Regions from separate parts of the Mus musculus genome. Here region 1 is linked to region 2. Evidence: chromatin contacts called from ENCODE Hi-C or POLR2A ChIA-PET data. All regions are on one chromosome and are shown on one strand. Each heading gives the region's core, a stretch centred on a gene start or an enhancer-like site at or near the end of the contact. The rest is flanking DNA. Distances are from core to core; before and after follow the strand shown. Region 1 overlaps Epb41l1 (erythrocyte membrane protein band 4.1 like 1). Region 2 holds the start of Epb41l1 (erythrocyte membrane protein band 4.1 like 1).

Region 1 (4,328 bases), core at 1,305-3,804, 49 kb after region 2:
TGGTTGTGAGCCACCATGTGGGTGCTGGGATTTGAACTCAGGACCTTCGGAAGAGCAGTCGGCGATCTTAACCACTGAGCCATCTCGCCAGCCCCTCCTGAAAGCTTTTGACATTTGCTTTTTTTTCTCTAGTTTCTTTCCTCTTCAAACTCCTCCAAACATCATCTTTTCCTTTGCATCTTTCCTGATTTCTGTATTCTACTGCAATTGGCTGGGGTCCCTATCTTATTTTCTACTGAACTGTGAGCTTTGAGATCATGTGAGCATTTCCCATAGCAAGCTCTTCCTTCCAACCACAGATCCCTTCCAAGTATACAGAGGAGCTAGATAAATGCCACAGACTCACACTGGTGCACTGGGAAAGCAAAGATGATAATGTGTCATTCCTATCCCCCAGCTGCCCAAGCTCCTACCAGTCTGATCCAGGCCCATAGAGCCCTGGAAGCCAATGGTTATTTTGGGCAGGGAGATAAAAGTCACAGAGGGCCCTGTTGGCTAGGGGAGTCCAAGCAGGAGCGGTTGAAGCAGAAGGCTGTGTTTACACACAGACATTTTCTCTACCCAGCCTGGCCTGGTACACGTAGATGGGTACACCCAGACATCGGGACCTGGCTGCCGTCTAAAGCTGGGATTAAGTGGTGGTGCAGCGGCTGGTCTGGCCGTCTGCTGTCTGCAGATGGATGGATGAGGAGAAGGTTGCAAGGACTGCCGAGCAGCACCAGCTTGTGCAAATGGAATATTGGCTACGTGGTCCCAGGGTGGAGACTGGGAAGCGAGCAAATGCCTATCAGCAGAGCGACGGGCAGCAGGTGAATTCTTGTTTGGCCTGGTTTGGTGGTTCATGAGGTTTTCCACTTTGGCTCCTGTTTGAATGTAGAGATGGTTGGAAAGAAACAAAGAGACATCTTGCTTTTTTGAGACCCTATTGCTAAGAGTATTTCACGGCACAAAAATATCCAGGTTATAGAAAACATTTTTTTTTTTAATTTCTCAGGCCAGGAATGGTAGCTCAGGCCTTTAATCCCAGCATGGAGGAAGCAGAGGCAGAGGCAGGCAGATCTCTGTGAGTTCACTAGCCTCACCTACATAGTGAATTCCAGGACGGGTGAAGATCGAGAGAACCTATCTCAAAAACAAAAGGAGCCCACCTTTCTTGAGCTGCAGAGATACTTTGAAGATACAAGTTAGATCCCCAGGATCCATGTTTTTGGTTTTGTTTTTAAATAAGTCAGGTCTGGTGGCCTCTGCTTATAATCTCAGTGCCTGGGAACAAGAGGCAGGCAGATCCCCGTGGCTGTTTTAAAAACAAACCAGGTTGGACTGCTCAGTGGTTCAGAGCACTGACTGCTCTTCCAGAGGTCCTCAGTTTAATTCTCAGCAACCCCATGGTGGCTCACAAACATCTGTAATGAGATTTGATGCCCTCTTCTGGTGTGTCTGAAGACAGATACAGTGTACTCATATACATAAAATAAATAAATAAATCTTAAAAGCAATAACAACAACAACAAACAAACCAGGCAGACAGCATCTTCAGAAGAGCAGCCAAGGCTCCTTTAGCTGTTACACACTCTTGCACATTCATGCAGGCCTGCACGCACACACATGTGAGTGTACACACACAATATGTAAATTATTAAAATCGTAATATAGATACAAAAAATGCGCATGAGGGCATCACAAATCTACATGTGCCTTGTGTAATCATCTCTCGACAAGACCTAAAACATCTATCATCTCCACAGTACATTTGTGTTCAGCCAAATGCGTGCAGGGCCATCAGGGGACAAACACAAGCTCCCAAGTTAGGTAGTCTGAGGCTGAGTCTTGGGTCCCCACTCTATTATCAAAGGGACGCTGGACTAGTGACTTTAATTTCATCCCCTGTAAAATCAAGCTGGATATGTAATTTCTGCTTTACAGGGTAGTGAGAGATTTAAGATGGAAAATGTAGGCAAATTGCTAGGCACCGTGCCAGCCTGTATGTAGCTGGGGATTCTAACACCCTGCAAAGATGCTGCTGATTGGTAGTGATGCTGTAGCCTCTTCCCACACCGGGACCCCAGGCGCACAGACACCGCTCTTCTCCTATCATCTACCTCCTCCAGCCTCTATGTGAGGCTCTCTGACATCTCCTCTGACTGCAGGGAACCTGAGAAGCCACAACAAGGAAACCTCAGCTGACACTTCCAGCCTCTGACAGGCTGGGTGGCAGTCTGTATCCAGTGGGAATGTGGCCACATTTTTATATTCAGCCTCCATAGCATGGTTCCCGGACTCCTAGAGGAAGGCACATTTCCCAGACAGTGGCTGGAAGCATAGGGACCCCAGAAGGAATTGTAGCCAAGGTGAAATTGTCACGAGACGTCCTGACATGTGGGTGGCCTCCTGACTCCCCCTTGCTTCCTGACCTTTGGCTCGGAGGTTAAGGTGACCAGAGTGTGCAGACGTGACTACCAAGAAGGGTCCTTGTGGTTGGAAAGATGCAAAGTGGCTTCTTTCCTAAGGCAACAGGGTACCAGGAGGTTAAGAACCTTCTGCAAGTCACATAACCCGTGGCCGCTGGGAAAGGCCAGTGTTGTAACTAGCCATAGGGGGTGTCTCAGGAGGGACTGAGGAAGGACTTCCTGGACGACGACTATAAGAGTGACTGTGGGGAAGGGAAAAATCCATCCAAGCAGAGGATAAAGCTCTAGAGAGAGCGAGCATGTGTCAGAGCTAACTGTCCGCCAGGGACCCAAGAACCATCAGTCTGACAGAGCAAATCACATAGCTTCTGAGGCCAAGGCTGAGGCACAAGGAGAGATCAGGCTGCCGAAGGTTTCAAGAGTCAAGCTGAGGTGAGTTCTTTCATCAGAGAATGAGGCAGCGCTGAAGGCTCTTCACTGGGAAGGTGGGCAGACGCTGCCCCTTGATGTGCCCCTGGAAATCCGCAGCAATAGTCGGCTGTCCATGCCACGAGGAAGTCCAGCTGTGTCCAGGGCTTGCTTGTGGGTACCAAGATGGCAGTGGAGGGCAAGCTTCCTGCCCGAGAGGAGAGGCAGTTCAAAGTCAGAGCCCTACTTTGACAACTGAACCTGGATTCAGAAGTAGAGATTGAAGGAGACAAGGGTGTGGCAAGCATAGAAAAGGGGGTGCAGAAAGTGGGGTGGGGGGCTTTCCTTGGAGAGAATACAATCTTGAGGATATATGCACTTAAAAAATTTGTTTGTTTGTTTGTTTATTTATTTATTTATTTATTTATTTATTTATTTATTTAATGTATGTGAGCACACTGTCACTTTCTTCAGACACCAGAAGAGGGCATCAAATCCCCATATGGATGGTTGAGAGCCACCATGTGGTTGCTGGGAATTGAACCCAGGACCTCTGGAAGAGCAGTCAGTGCTCTTAACTGCTGAACCGTCTCTCCAGCCCAGATATGTGCCCTTAAGAGAGACCAAGGATACCGCAGAGGTAGCTGAGGGGGTCTTACCTGTGCTGGAGGAGGGCATCTGAGCTGCCAGACCCCCTTGGTGGATAATGTCCTATGATCCTGTAGCAGCACTAAGCGGGAGTGCCTGTAGTACCCCAGGTTCAGGCCAGTCAAGGCCTTGACAAGGTCGTGGAGCTCCTGTATGAATGTCCCCAGCTTGTACCAACCATTCACATGGGCAGCTTGGCCCCTCCAGCATGCTGTACTGGCTATGAACTAGTTAGTGCCTTATTCTCATGGCCTGCCATGGAGCTTTGGGGCATACACATCTGTCTACACCAGACTGTATGTGGGAGCATTCGGGTTCCAATCTAGGCCAAGGTTCAAGAGGAGGTGAGACCCTTGGGAACTGCGGCTTAGGGAGACTTCCTAGTAAAGTGGAGGGGAGAAGCTAGCAGGTGAGGGTCCCTGTCCTCTGTGTGCCACTACTCATCCAACCCGGCCTTCTCCTTCCGCTTGGACCCAGCCGCCCTGCGGTGCCTTCTCGAGAGTGCCAGTAGCGAGGGAGAACAGCCTTGCCAGGCAGAGCTTCCCAAGCCTGTGGGACTTGCTGCTTTAGAAAGTTTGGCTCCAGTAGCTTCCTCCCTCTGGCACAGCTCTTAGCTGCCTGGGGCTTAGCTCAGCCCACCCAGGCCCTGTTGCCCTCTGAGGCCAGAGCCAGATGTCTTGCAGATCCCTTGCCCTGAAATACCCTCGTTGTGTGACCTCTGTTTTAATCCAGTGTATTTTATCTGCCCCTCCTGCAAGATACCTTTTCTTATCTCCTTGGGCTCTGTTAGGATTTCAGAATATCTAAGTGCCTATTAACCAAAAAAAAAAAAAAACAAAAACAAAACACTGTGTGAGCCACATG
Region 2 (4,552 bases), core at 1,077-3,576:
GATCTCTCTAGGGCAACCGGAGAAGCTGCTTGCAGCTCTAGTTTTGGTTGACAGAATGTATTCACCCTCTTGCCACACCACATTGCATTATTGAGCTCAAGGTCAAGTAAAAATCTTGAATCTATTTTCATGGAAACTGCTCTTAATCTAGATTCTTCTAGACCACGTTTTGAGCATGATGATATCAAGGAGACACTCACTCTTGTTACCAGCCCCCCACGTGACTGTTAACTGTAAAGAACATAAAATTAGGTGTGAAGTTTCTCAGTGCACCGGTCACATCCTAACTGCGCAGTAGCCACAGGTAGCCGGTGGCTGCAGACAGTAGGATCATAGAAATTTCTCGCCGGATCATACCTTACACTTATTCTGCACGGCAGCTCCTTCTGTAAGTTCCAGCTCAGTCTTCAAGCCTGTCGAGATCTTCTGGAAACTTATTCTGGTTTCCACAGTGTTCTCTCTGCCCCTCTGTCTCTCGCTGTCTCTTCCTCTCTGTCTCTATCTCCTCCTGACAGCAGCAGATCTGATTAGCAGTTCAGATTTCCTCCGCTTCATCTAAAACCAGTGATAACAGTCCCTCGCCCCAGAGCAGAGGGCATCGGAGCCATGCCCATGCCATGAGATAGTTGTTTAACAAATTAGGTCTCCGAATCAGGGTCTGTGCTTGGTATCAGGAAACTACATGGAGACAGAAAACACCCATAAACAGAATCCTGTCATGGTGGGTGCTGACTGGAGTAGGTCAATTACTGCCACCTCACATTCAGGGCTGGCCTGATGGCTAAATATGGGAGTTCAAAATCAACGTCCAGGATCCTGCCTCTGCCCCTTTCCAAGCTCCTTAGTGACTTTGTGCTCACGGCTACCGTCTGTTGCAACTGTACAGATGAAATGAGACATGGAAGTATTTCTTCCATGCAGTGGAGCGGCTGAGTGAGCACTGCTGAGTCCTGTCTTAGGTAGGGCCTTGGTTTCCTTAGTTTTGTCCTCTCAGTTTATCAATGTCCCTGGAGGTCCAAACCAGGCCTCCCCTTCTGGATTTATCTATTCAGCTGTTTGATTCCAATCTGCTCTTAGCATCCTGTAGCAGAGTGGTGGGGGTGGGGAGGAGGAGATGGGACCGCAGTGAAGAACCAGAATTACTGGCCTAGCCTTTGATTCTGTGCTACCTGGGGCAGACTCAGGTGGATCCCAGCTACCACTTAAGATAAGGTAAGGTCACAAGAGGTGAAGGTGTTTACATTTTGGAGTCATTTGCCTAGGTTGTTACCCATGCAGAGGCCTCTAATAAAACCCGGTAAGTTCTTACATTTACTTCTTCCTTTTCTTCCCTTCAAAGTCTAACAAAGGAGGCTTGGTATTCCTGGCCTTCTGAGGTCTGGCCCTTGCTCTGGGAACCCAAGCTCAGTTTCTTCAGCTAACCCCATAGACGCCCTACCTTCTATGGATACTATTCTAGGTTCACTGTTTTCGTTACTTTGTCCTTTTCCTATGCTTAGCTTTACGTGTGTGTTCAAAGCAGTACCTTCCGGCAGGAGCCTGTAAGGTCCAGGGCGGATATAATCATAATTCAGAGAAACGCTTGACTTTGGGCATGCTTGGGCCTGTGGGTCCCCAGGGTCTTGGGACCAGGGGCTCGGCCCTTGCTTCCAAAGAGTGCCAAAGGACTGCCACCTCAGACTGGTTGGAAAGAGCTGCGTGGTCCTCCACAGCTCCGCAGCTTAGGCCGCCCGAACAATAGGAGGGAGGCTGAAGGGTAGTGGGCGTCGGCCAGGTCCCTGCTGGAGGGAGTGGAGGCCAGTGGTGCTGCTGGTCCCCCAGGTTAGCCCAGGCTACCGGCCTGAACGCCAAGCTCTCAGTCAAAGGCGAGGTGAAGCAGACTTGGTGCCGGTGGCGACTCTCTAGGAGGTGGAGTAAGGCCGAGCCCACGGGGCTGGGACCTGGAGGGAGAGGAGGCTCCGTGGAGAGTCTCGTCTTCGTGGTCCCGCTGCTCGCCTCGGCCTCTGAGCTCTGCCTAGGCTCTGGTGGGCGTCTGTCCCACGTGGGGGAAGCCAGCGGCGCGGGCTCGCGGGGCGCACACCCCTCCGAGTTCCCCTCCCTGGGATCGGACGCGCCTGCTCCTGGGCAGCTCGGCTCTTGGGGCCAGTGGGTCGCGCTCGCTACTCGCACACCCTTCGGACGCTGCCTGGCCCGGATCGCCGCCGCCTCCTCCCAGGGAGCTGGCGGGGCGGGGCAGAGGGGGAGAGGGGGTGTGCGGAGCGGGCGGGGAGGGGGCTGAGCGCCGTGGGAGGGAGCGAACGAGCGAGCGAGCGAGAGAGCGAGCGGGGCATTTCTGCGCAGCTCCGGAGCGTCTTGGAGCCTGCCTGGGCGGCCACTGGACGAAGGGACTCAGAGACAGACAGACAGACGGCTCCCGGAAGCCGCGCCGCCGCCGCCAGGTTAGCAGGGCGCGGAGACCGAGCAGGCTGTTGCTACGTCCCGAGCTCGCGTGCTGGAGGACGTGCGTGGCCGAAGCTACGATTCGTGTCTTTGCGGGTACGTGTCGGGGTCCACATCTCCGGGTGTGCGTTTAATGTGAACGCGCGTGTGTCTGTGGGTCGGTGCAAGTGGTGTGTACGTGCGTGTGCATCTGAGTAAGGGGCTGGGTGGTGTACTAATCTGGTAAGGGTCTGTGTGCCCTGGTTTGCTTATCCGGAGATGTGCCTAGAGAGGGTGTGTCCCAATGTGTAACAGTGTGTACATCTGGATGAGGCAGTGTGCCTATGCTGATGATGGCTTCGCTTGTGGCTGAAGCCTATGGCGGGTGTATGTGAGTGTTCGTGTGTGTGTGTTTCGCTGTGTGCACGCCAGTGTGACTCCCCGTGTGTGTGCGCGTGTGAGGGCGGGTGTGCACCCGCGTAGCCCCTGTGTGCGTGTGCTCGGCTTTGTCTCCGCACTGCCGGGAGGAAGGGGGTGGGGGCGGCAGCCGAGGCGCTGGCGTCGCCCGGAGCCCGGCACTGGCCGAGGAAGTGGGTAGCAGCAGCGGCGGGGGCGTCTTAGCTGAGTGGAGACTCCCTGCTGGCAGGTGGGCAGCCACACCCGGGGTACGGGAGAGCCCTACTGCCAGTGGAGCCTGGCTCCCAGCTGAGCTGAAGCAGAGGGCGTGGCCTGCTCAAATCCCGGGTGTGTGTTTGTGAGGGGTGGGGTGGGGGATTAGGTGTGAAGAGGGTGTGTCTGTGCGCAGGCATGGGTGTGGGTAGAAGCAACAGAGGCCCCTCAGCGGGGTTCTGTGATATGTTTCCTTGCTGTGTAACGACCATCACCCTGGCCAGCTACAGCCCAGCCTGGTTAGGTACCCTCCACCCTCACCCTGGACACTGTTCGGAAGGGCAGCAGCCTAGGTACCCTACAAAGACTAGTAAAACTGATCACTATCTTAAATGGCCAGCGCCCCACTCCAAGGAATCCCCTCTCAGAAGGTCTTCATACTTTGAGAGAGATGTGTTTCTGTATCTCTTCCCCCATGTTTTGGGCACTGCATGCATGTCTAGTCTGGGTGAGTGTGTGCATTCTCCCTGTATATTTCTTGTGCATTTAGGTGCATTTGTACATTTTACTGATGAAGAATAAACAAAATATCTCTGGATGTATATGTGCATTTGTTTTGATAAGTTCTGGTATATCTGGTTTGTTTTTTTTTTTTATGAGTGTGTAAGCTGTTTGTGTATTGGCGAGCCAGGATGGGGACAGTAAGAGAAGTGCCATTTTGCTGCTAACTGGAACAGAATAGAAAGCCCCCTATATTTGAAAAACAAGATTACAGGGAAGTTTGCGGATTTAGTCACTGTCTGCCGGGTTCAGATACTGGTACTGAAATGTAGGTAGACTAGGTTTGACAAGGATCTAGAGAGGCTGAGAATCTTACAGAGGGAAGGAAGGAGGACGTGCAAGCCCAGCCTTCCTTCTCCTGGCTCTTCTCTCTAACTTCACTCCTTGCTGGTTGGCTTGTGTACAAGGATAAGGGTGCGGGCTTTGGAGTGGAGAGGGAGAGTGCAGGGAGTGTAAACGGGAGTGGACAGTGCAGGAGTGGGAGGGGCGCCCCCCAAGGCAGATTTCTGCAACTCCCCAGCTGCTTTTCTGGCAGAGGCCGCCGAGGCAGGGGAAGCTGGGATTCTTATCTCTCTCCCTGAATACACACCTCAAGAGAGCCGCTGCCCTGGCAGCTCACTGGCGCTGAAATCTGGTGGTGGTGGGTGTCTCCTTTTGTGTTTATTTTTATTAAGCTGCTTTTCTCGTCAAGACCCTGACCTTCCCATGCCTCAGTTTCTCTGTTTAGGCGGCTAGGAAGCTCAGTGTCGTGTCTTTGAGGCAGGTTGGACTTTGGCTCAAAGCTCTAGACCTGTCTTATTACCAAGATTTAGGAATTCACTGTTCTTTAAAAAATGTTATATTTGATATGCATGTGACCATCAGAGAATAACTTGTAAGAGTCAGGGATTGAACTCAGGACATCGGGCTTGGTAGGAAATGGCTTTACCCAATGAGACATCTTGCTAGCCAGGAATTCAGACTT

Evidence for each region. Hi-C counts contacts between places; a loop is a spot of excess contacts on that map. ChIA-PET counts read pairs that join two places held with the same protein, here RNA polymerase II (POLR2A).
Region 1: a loop to region 2 is called in a map of mouse embryonic stem cell, with 1.9 times the contacts of the local background. The contact joins the enhancer-like site here to the promoter of Epb41l1 in region 2. A Hi-C loop is called at or near these places in 7 of 37 maps with a recorded cell type or tissue (adrenal gland, heart, left cerebral cortex and 1 more). POLR2A ChIA-PET finds 5 or more read pairs at or near these places in 5 of 5 experiments (Patski and embryonic stem cell).

What each region holds. Positions count from the first base shown.
Region 1 is chr2:156,467,102-156,471,429 of GRCm38, forward strand. The region is part of intron 2 of Epb41l1 (erythrocyte membrane protein band 4.1 like 1); the gene reads left to right. Among named protein-coding and RNA genes, the nearest start is that of Gm33977, 30 kb to the right of the region's middle. Within about 2 kb of position 2,555, at least 1 of the 3 ENCODE cell types and tissues checked has a DNase peak (open chromatin) inside an H3K27ac peak, as active enhancers do; it is heart, where a contact is called at or near this core.
Region 2 is chr2:156,418,765-156,423,316 of GRCm38, forward strand. Epb41l1 (erythrocyte membrane protein band 4.1 like 1) reads left to right here and starts at 2,327. Exons shown (of 25, transcript NM_001368800.1): 1 at 2,327-2,535.